2 separate regions of the Mus musculus genome follow, and region 1 is linked to region 2. A link is a loop called in an ENCODE intact Hi-C map of the cell type or tissue named here. Cell type or tissue: heart. All regions are shown on one strand.

What was found. A loop is a pair of places that touch in the nucleus more often than their neighbours do. Peaks named below come from ENCODE experiments on the same cell type or tissue, not always from the same donor. Only the 100,000 strongest peaks of a DNase experiment are listed, where the experiment ranks them.
Region 1: it touches region 2 in a loop (4-fold over the local background); 6 of 42 quality-filtered maps call a loop at or near these places.

The regions. Positions count from the first base shown.
Region 1 is chr14:103,097,808-103,102,807 of GRCm38, forward strand. Fbxl3 (F-box and leucine-rich repeat protein 3) reads right to left here and starts at 1,725. Exons shown (of 5, transcript NM_015822.3): 1 at 1,355-1,725. In heart, no CTCF peak of the experiment used is centred here; DNase peaks (open chromatin) are centred at 1,224 and 1,894; H3K4me3 peaks cover 2,477 bases; H3K27ac peaks cover 1,877 bases.
Region 2 is chr14:103,340,169-103,345,168 of GRCm38, forward strand. All of the region lies in intron 1 of Mycbp2 (MYC binding protein 2, E3 ubiquitin protein ligase), which reads right to left. Among named protein-coding and RNA genes, the nearest start is that of Mycbp2, 4.1 kb to the right of the region's middle. In heart, no CTCF peak of the experiment used is centred here; no DNase peak of the experiment used is centred here; H3K4me3 peaks cover 380 bases.

The DNA.
Region 1 (5,000 bases), 240 kb before region 2:
TAATGTCACTCTTAATGGAAAACTAATGGACCAAAGGTTAAAATGTGCTATGTACTATTAGGTGTAAAATTAACTAGTGAATAAATAGCTAATAACATTTTAAATATTGCTTTTCCTTGTTGGCCTTTTTAATTCGAAATTTCCAATGCTTTTATTTTAACTATCTGCACATGAAGCTCTGCTGCATAAAGAACAATTCGGTGCATTCACTAGTACACAACTAGTTTAGAGTAATGGGTTTTATACTGCTTCTAGTGGAAGTCAAAGTGCCCTTTATAGCTGAACAGGAAGAGTGTGGTGTATAAAACAGGACACTAAATATCAATGCGATTTCCTAAGCACAGAAAACTGGGCTCCAGCAGTTTTGATTTATTGCAGTGTTTCAAGAACCCAGAGAAAGTATGGTGGCAACAACTTTAGCTAGTGTTTACATCAAGTGTCCAAGATGCAACTAATGAGGGACACCCAGTAACTTGAGCATCACCAAGAATTAGTGAGCTAATCAAACATTTCCTTAAACTGAAACCAAGAGCCAAACTTCCCTTACTGTCTTTAAACATTTACATATTCTGGACATGCAAAAAATATTTTTTAAAAAATTTGTACTTTAGGTTTAAAAGTCCCGTTCTGGCATTACATTTGCATATGCCCTTTTGTTTTGTTTTTCATAGAAGGAAACCTAACACACATTCTTTGGCTGAAATACAAGAATGGAACAATACGAAAAAGATTAACTCTCAGAATGGTGAGAGCACAGTGGATATAGATGAACTGGGACTGGACACACAGACAAGACACAACCGGGAGCCGGCACACAGGTAACACGGGGCGGGTTACAGACATTTTAACATCTACAGGGACATTTTTTTTTTAAATTCGCCTTTTGGTGTAAGCAAAAGATACAAACATCTGGGCAAGTGGGATAGGCACCATTACCAACAAAACCGCCGCCCGCTCTCACCTCGCACGCGGCTCGGCGATGCCCTGCCCGGGCGGCTTCCGGGTGGTGGTCTGCAGCACGCGACCCGGGCGGCTGCCCCTAAGTTCACCAAGTTTTCCACCGTGCGCCTCCCCGGCCCGGCTTCCGCACACACTGACCGCCCAGGCCCCCGGGCTTTCCAGCCGCCTGCACCCGCGCCGCCCAGGGCGAGCCCGGAGGAGCCCGTCCTCCTCGCTGCCCCGCCACGCGCGGCCACCGAGCGCGCGCCGCGCCGGCCACGCCTTGTTGACAGACACCGAGGCCCGGGCGCGGCGGGGCGGGGCGTTGTTCCCGTCGCGCCCCGCGCGCGCCCCCGGCCGCCGCCGCCGACCTCCCCGCCCGACTCCGGGCTGCGGCCCCGAACCTCCGCCGTACCTGCTGCCGGGGGCGGCTTCCCCCACACAGCACCCCGGGCCGCGCGGACGACGGCGGCAGCGGCGGCGGCGGCTCCCGCGCCTCTCACATGAGGCCTCCCGGGGCCCCGTCTCCGAGCTCCCGCCGTCGCGGCCCCCCGCGCTCCGCCCGCATCCGAGACGCTGGTCCCGCGGCGGGCGCCGACGCGGCTCCACCTTTGCGGCTCCGGCTGCCCCGGTGTGTGGGGAGGAGAGCGTCGCGTCCCTTCTCTGTCCCGCGCGGTCTGTGTCCTTCGCCCCGGCACCTCCTCGTCGCCCGCCCGAGACGCCCTAGGCGAGCAGCGATCGACAGCAGCGAGCCCGAAGCTTCGGCCCAGTTAGGGAATCCAAAATGGCGCCCGCAGTTCGCGGCCGCGCGCTTGCCCCTGCGCGTCCCCGCCCGAGGGGGCGGGCGCGCGGCCGAAGGGGCTGGCCGGGCGCGCGCACCGAGGCGGCTCCAGCCTCCCGGGCTGTCCCTGGCCAAGTTTGTTTAGGGGCGGAATGTGGGCGGGTTGGTGTTCGCCAGACGTGGCTGGCCTTTCCCAGGGTTAAAACCGGAAAGTTTAGGGCGGGGGAGCCGACGCCAAAGGCGGAGGGAGTGTCTGCAGGGCGGGACGCACCCCTACCGGACGTAAACATCACCTGACAGCGACCCACCTCCGCGAGGAGGGCGCGGCCAAGGGAGCCTCTGAGGTTGCTGTCTGTACCTAGAAAAAGAATAAATAAATCAACGTGGTGGACGTTGCGATCACTACGGGTTTCTTAAGACAATATTTGCATTTCCATTTTTCCAAGGCTTTTTTTTAATGAGTCATAACTTTTTCAAAATCACATTTACTTATGAAACAGAACCCCCAAGTCTGAGATTTCTTTTCAGAAACACGTAAAGTGTGAAGAAGCAGATGGCTAATTAAAAAAAGACAACCCCCACTCCTCGCTCCCGGGTGGTGGAGCGTTTTGTAAGTCAAGGAGTCTTTTAAATGCTATCAAATATTTGACTTTTTTTTTTTTAAGTTTGGACTTGGAGATACTGAGTTTTTCCTAAAATAAGAAAAGTCCCCAGAAAATCTTAAGGTTAGCTGTATACCATGCCTTCTGCTTTTTCTGTGTTATTTCTCCAAAGTAAAGATCTCTTCTCTCTCTTTCGTTTCCTACCCTCCTCAGTTTTCTTTATACTGATTTTCATTTTGTAGATCAGGCTGGCTTGGAACTCTGAGATCCACCAACCTCAGCCTGCTCAATGCTGAGATTGAAGAAATGTGCCACCACACGGAACAAAAACATGCTGAACTTTAAAATGCTTTTATGTACTTGTTTTTAATTTACTATTAATTTTATAAGCTTTTCGTTTTGTTGTAGGTGTGAGTGTGCGCGTGTGCGCGCGGCGCGCGCATTTGAGTGCAGTGCCCGTGGTGTCTGGAGTGGATGTTGGATTCCTTGGAGCTGGAGTTATTTACAGGCAGATGTGAGCCACTCATCCTGAGCGCTGGGAACTGAACTCAGATCAGCTGGAAGAACAGCAAGCACTCTTAACTGCTAAGCTGTCTCTCTAGCCCAGAGTAAATTATTATATTTTTTAAAAGATGAAGTCATGAGAACAGGTTCTGTCACACACTTAAGACCGTCACCATATAATGTACATTTAAACAAACTAGAAGAAAGGAGTTTTAATCTTTTTAACCAGAAAAAAATATGTCTGAGGAGTTAGAATGACTAACCCGATTTAAACATTAGACGTTGTGTATATGAACTGAAGGGGCTGGAGCACTGCTCTGCAGTTAAGAGCGCTTGGTGATTTTGTAGAGAATTCCAGCTCCCACGTGGTTCACAGCCATTCATAACTCCAGTCCCCGGAGATCTGATTGGTCCTTGAAAGTGGAGCACAGACATACGTGCAGGCAAACACTGATACACACAAAATATTAAACATTTAAACTGAATACACTAATCAGAATATCACACATTATACCTTAGGAGGTGTAATCTTCTGTATTAATGATTTTAAAATGTCAAATAAATGAGAACAACTACTGAGAATAAGAGTCGAGGTGAGCACTGTTCATTAGGAATCTATGCAAGGTACTCGTGCAATTTAGGTTTGTAGCTCCACATTAAAAGTTAAAGGTCAGTTGGTGACAAGGCTCAGCTGGCAAAGCTACTTGCTGTTCAATCTCTTGACCTGAGTTTTATCTCTGGAAACCAAGGTGAATGTGGAGAACTGACTCCCTCTGACCTCATCTGGAGAGCACAAGGGACACACACACAAAGTTAAAGGGTGGCTGGAGAGTTGGCTCATTGGTCAGGAGGACACACCAGTTTTCACCCCCCCTCAATGGGCCACTCACAACTGCCTGTCATTCCAGCTCCAGGGGATTGGAGCGCATCTGCTCTCTCTCACATGCACAGACCCACATAAAGGGGACAACATCCATTTTATTTACGTAATCCAATACATCCAAAGTAGTATTTCTACATGTAAGCAATACAAAAAAAAAAAAATCAATCACTGGGCTATTTTCTGTTTTTCTCTGTGAGACTCAGTTGGTAAAGGGTTACTAACTAGTTCACAGGCTTAGGGAAGCCCAAAACATGTCAAGGATGTGAATGAAGCCCATTGTAAAATAACCAGAGGCTTAGTGGCTTAAAATAGTAAAAAAGGGAAAAAAGTATTTGTGCAATTCTGGACATAAAATATCCAAAACGGGCTAAAATCAAGGTGTCAGCTGGCCACGGCCTTTGGGATGTGAAGAGGGGAACCTGTTCAGCTGCTTTTCCAGGGCGTCTAGGTTCTTCATGCTTGACTTGTTCTTACATGTTTAAGGCCAACAGTGGATCATCACTGAGTCCTGTGTGTGCCTTCTCCCTCCCTCTATCCCACCCTTCTTCTCTCCCTCCCACCCTTCCTTTCTTCTTACCCTCACCCCCCCCCCCACACACACACACACTTGTATTCCCTATCAGAACCTGGTTGCTTCTTCTTTCCCCAACTGGGACCCTTCTGTTGACGTTGACCACACTAGTTAACCCACCCTAACCTCATTTCAAAGTCCATATCCTCCCATTTGCAAGCAATACATTACAAAGATGAAGAGCCGCAAAGTTGGGAAGGGCATCCTTGTGCGCCCTCCTAGCCTTAGCACAAAGGTTAGCTACCGTAAGCCATCAGTAAATGATTTAACTCCTTAAACTACACCTGCAATTTTCATGTTTGTGTTCTGTGTATGCCTTGTTTCCCAGAACTTAGCACGGTTCCACGCACCCATTAACTCACAGGATCCATTCAAGCGCCTGAGAGGAAGTCAGGGTTACTAAGCAACTGAGGACACAGCCTTGCCCTCATCAGAGCTTGTTGTCAAGTGCTGACCTGGATGGAGCAGGTGCTCAAATATTTATTAAAGAAGTCAACAAAGCCAGACAGTTTACATACACTTCTGAGGAATACTAATGCCTTCATTCTTAAACTCTCTCCAGCACAACCTCTCTCACTTCTGCTTTTAAAAACTTCCCAGTTTCTTCAGGACCCTACCTGAATTCGCTTATTTAGAGAAAATGTAGGGCATGTTGTTACAGAACCTGTAACTGAGAAACTGGTCCTAGAAGTGACTCTCTGAATCCATGGTTACTGATTG
Region 2 (5,000 bases):
AGGGGATTTGAAATGTAAATACATAAAATATCCAATAAAAACTGTCTTTCCTCTAGGCAAACAGGCCAGGCACTACCACATCATCACAGAGCCAACTTATGGATGCAGTGAATAGGAAGCATGCCTGGGGAATTCAGCTACCTTCTCTTTTAGTTCTTAATAGTCCCCAAATCTAGAAAAGCATGTGACTCAATCTGGGAAGGAAGGTGGGTAATCTGGGAGGCTAACTGTAGCCCCGCCACACTGCCACTGGTATAGGACACCAAAAAGCACTCTCTAATAAATACAGAAAGATTAGCAGAATTCTAAGAGGGGAAAAACATTTTTAAACTTTTAATAAAATTACTGATTCGGTCAAAGACTATCAAAGGATATTAAAACCACTCGGTGAAAGGTGCAGAGTGCCAGTCCTTACTCCCACAGTTCTTTATTACAAGGGGAAGGTCTGTTGGGTACTGGTGTTAGCACCACTGCAAGTAAGGAAAGCCAGTAACTTGGGGCTGGGGCAACATGCAGTGCTTAGTACCATACACAAGATGTTCCTGCTAAGATGTTTACAAGAATCCAATGAAGTCTTAAGGCCTAATTTCCATTTACATAAAACACAGAATGGAAGACAGAAGTAGCAACAATACGTATGGCCCTGCCCTAAAATGAACTAGACTGACATACTATTATAGAAAAGGTAAAAGGCTAGATAGTCATAATGGGAGGCAGGAGTGTGAGGCCCTAAAAAAGCTTTCTGAAGTGGTGAAAATAGTCTAAGATTCATTAAGTGACTGTTTAAGGAGGGTTAATTTTATTATATATAAATTAAATCTTAACCTAACCACCCCCCAAAAAGAATTGACACATTTAATCAGTCTTTGAGTAAAACAGGAAATTATTTTTTGAACTTCTAAACTGAATAGCTTATAATATAAAAATATTATGATTAAATTAACATACTTAAATTTATTAAATGAACATATTTTTTATAAGATCCAATATTTTTTCACTTCTTTTGTGCTAGGAGACTAATTCATTTTACATTTTTTACCAATCAGTATACCAACAGAGTAGTACCATTGTCTTAATGTGTTTATAGAACATACAGAACTTCACAGATTTAACACCTATGTGAAGAAAAGTATTAACTACCACCCAACACAGATACACATACACTAACTCAACCCCGCATCATTCCGTAGCCTACTTCTATAATAATGTTTCTTCTTAACTCAAAACTATCAGGATTTTCCCAGAAATTCTGATCAAAATTTAATTTTTCTTGTTCTTCCAGATACTGTCCTTTTGGCTAATCTCTCCAATCCTGCAATGAATTCTTACTCCCCTCTCTCTCCTGATATCTACATCCTAGCATTAATAAAAATGTTAGCATCACTTACACACAGACTGCCTTCCTCACCTGTGCTCCTGCAGCTGAGCAGGGCCAGGGCACCATCACGTAACAGTTGTTGAAGTATCTGCCTTTTATCTTTCATCCCCAGACATACAACACACTCAAGACTAGGAACTTCAACATCTAGTAACCTTCAACATTCATAGGTTTGACTCCTTAACCTCTTACAACCCAAATTCTAAGCACAGATGGAATGGACTCAAATACCATTTCTGTTCTGTTCTGTTTTCCTGTGAGATAGAGTACCAGGGCCAGAGGCTGGCCTTGAAGTTGTTATATATCAGAAGCTGGCCTTGAACTCCTGACCTTCACCACCCACAGGCTGGGCTTATCAGAGTATACTAACAAGCCAGTCAAATGGCATTTCTAACAAAAAGAAAGTAGTAATAAAGAAACTAGTTTAGCTTTAAAATAAGGACAGGAATCCTCATTTAGTAAAGTGTTCTCTGGTACTCAGAGCAGGGCTGCTCTCCTGCTCTGCTAGCCCCAGAGTGCAGGCTTTTCTTTCTAGCTCAGCTTACCACTTCCCTCCCAGCACTGCTTCCCCTTCCCCACAGTCAAGCAAAGCTTTCAATTTCTACTTTTCTTTGACCTCCAGTCACACTTTTACCCTGAATCAGTCAACTAAAAGTTTTCCTCATCTATCTTCTAACTAGGAAGGTTTATTATAATAAGCAGATTGGAATTGTAAATATTACTTTAATAATAACAACAGCAGCCAACATTTAAAAGGCATTTAACATGTGTGGCCAAACAGCCTTTAGATTACTGTAAAAAGGCCAGCTCTAGTGTACTCACCTGTAATCATCAGAATGCCGAACCAAGAGGATAACTTTTATTTCTGGGCTACATAGTGATCCTGTTAGGGTTACATGAGATCCCACCTCAAACACATAAAACCAAACATTCAGGCAGCTGACACAAGAGCTGTAACTCCAACCACCAGCAATGTTATAAGTTCCAGACCTGAAAACGTCTACAGAGCAGAATCAATCTCAGTCTATCTCTCTCTCTCTCTCTCTCTCTCTCTCTCTCTCTCTCTCTCACACACACACACACACACACACACACACACACACACATACACACATACACTGCAACCTAACACATAAAAAGGTAAAACTGGCATCAAAGGTAATCTACATGCTGTGAAATCCTATCACAGAAGTGTGGCACTTCCCAAATGGAAACTTATCTTGCCACTCAGAAAACTGAGGAAACTTTTTTTTTTCTGCCTTCCCTGGCTGGTCACTTTCTCTGAGAAAATGTTATAATTTCATCCAGTCTTACTCATTCAAAACCATACATATTCAGTCACTGAATGCATAAAAGCTATTCCCATAGTCAGCAATTATTGATCCAAAAACCAAGAGTTACAAGCAAGACTATTGCCTCTCTCCGTATCCTCAAACCCCTCACTTTCAAAAAAAAACAAAACCCCTAATATTTAATAACATATAACATTCCAAGGACTTGATAAGTATTTGTTCATCTAATCTATAAAATAATGCAATTATTATCTCCACTCTATAAGAAAACCAAGACATGAAAGTTATGTAACATTCAAGGTTACACAACTAGCAAATGACAGGACAGGCAGGACTTAGAGCCAGTGTAGTGTCAAGAGTCCAAGCTCTGAGCCATTTTGTTAAAATACCTTCAAAATCAAGCCTACCTTAGGCTTAAATCTTATACCCAAAACAACCTATAATACTGAAATTGTTCAACTTGGGCTGATAATTCACTTATATATTTGTTCCCTGAAGCACATGTTTTCTCTTCTCTTAAGGCTTTTATAATTTCCTCATATGCACTTCCAGATCTCCTTCCTCCTTACACGTCAAGTTAAATGCCAACTCCCAGTGAGGACTCTGCCGGCCCTATCACTGTAGTAGCTCAATCCATGAAGCTGACTGTATTTCTTTCATCATTATCAAAGAAATTACCAGTTGTTACCAGCACCCCCAGTGCACACTGCAAAAACAGTGAGATCCCATCTGTTGTACTTAAGGCTGTGCCTTTAATGTCTACAACAGTGCATAATGTAGACACTTACTGACACAATAAATGCCAAAAAATGATGCCACCCATTCAGATCACCAGAAAGAATACCTATGGCACTCATCTTCAATAAAGTTATCAGTCTGCATACTTAGAAACACTTCCTTCTCTAGTAAAGGACGATCAATCCTTAACTTTTCTAATGGCTAATCTGTCATGATAAAACTGCCTCCACTGATTTCTGTCAATTATTTCCTCTTTCAACTCTTTAATATCCTCTCTACTTAAGTTCCCATACTTGACTATCCCATTGCCCTCCAATAACCTTCTTGCATATTCCCCAGGTTATCCAATCCTTTCCATCTGCCCTCCCCTCTTTATGCTTATCCCAGTTATGACCACTTGGCTCAGAAGTTATCGGTGACTCAGAAACTGTTCTGGTTTTCTTCAGTATCTATCACTTCTGAAAAGATTCTCTTCCTCCCCTAGAGCCCGAGGCGCTCCTGCCTGCTCCTCTTCTGTTTTCTAATCTCCTCTCGTGGTTTCTTTTATTGTCTCCCCTTTCTCTCACCTTTACGCTTGATGCTCTCTAGAATTTCAGCCCTATTTCTATCTTTCCCATCTACCTCAATGCCCTACATAAATAAACTAATTCCCAATTCTTCCCTGCCATCCTTAGTTTTTTAGTAAGCAAATTTAATTCAATTCACAGTAAAGAACAGTTGTAGATAAAAATGGGGAGAGTGAACTATAGTAAACAATATTATGAACAAGCATCGGAAGGCATTATCAAAGTAAGGTTATTTTCCATAAATATTTCCATGAGATCAATAAACCAATTCCTTATATTTCATTGACAGTTTGTAGAAATTGATCAAACCATTAAATCACCAATTTTAAGTATATGAACCTATATTTAACTTTCTCTACTACTCCAAGTACATTTGTAGATACAAGAAAGTCATTATTTAAAAAGCAGTAAAAAGTCAAAATAAGAGTATACATCATAGATTATTGCATAAGTTTAGAAATAATATAATTTTAAATCGGTAAGAGGAATTTGTACAGATATATCACAGTACAATAATTTAGAGATGCATCACTCAAGCTTAAACCTAGCCCTCAAGGTAAATTCTGTAATGTGATGTGTGCTGCTTTCCAAAACCATCAGCAAGAACCATACCTATGACATTGTTACCTTCATCCTAAATAGCAAAGAGTAGTTATGATCATTTATATCCATGACTCAACTAAGGATGCACCCAATCCTGTCAACAAATAGATAAGGCTGCTTTATCTATAAAAACTGTGAATAAAGTTGGTCTTTACAACCCTCTCCAGCAGATAAGCCGTAACATAGACTGATACAGTAGCTAGATGTATGGACTAGAGACCTTCTATAACGGGAGAAAAGGGCATCTGGCGTTCCCTAATAAGTCCTAATAAGATTTAGTAAGGGAGGAAAAAAGAAACACTTCAGCAAACTCACTTTTAAAAATCCTACTATGCTTTTTGAATGCCCTGTAAGAGGCTATAGGAAGAAGCAAAGGGACTCCCAATTACCACTCTCAAAGCTGGCAAAAAGAGTCAGCAACCA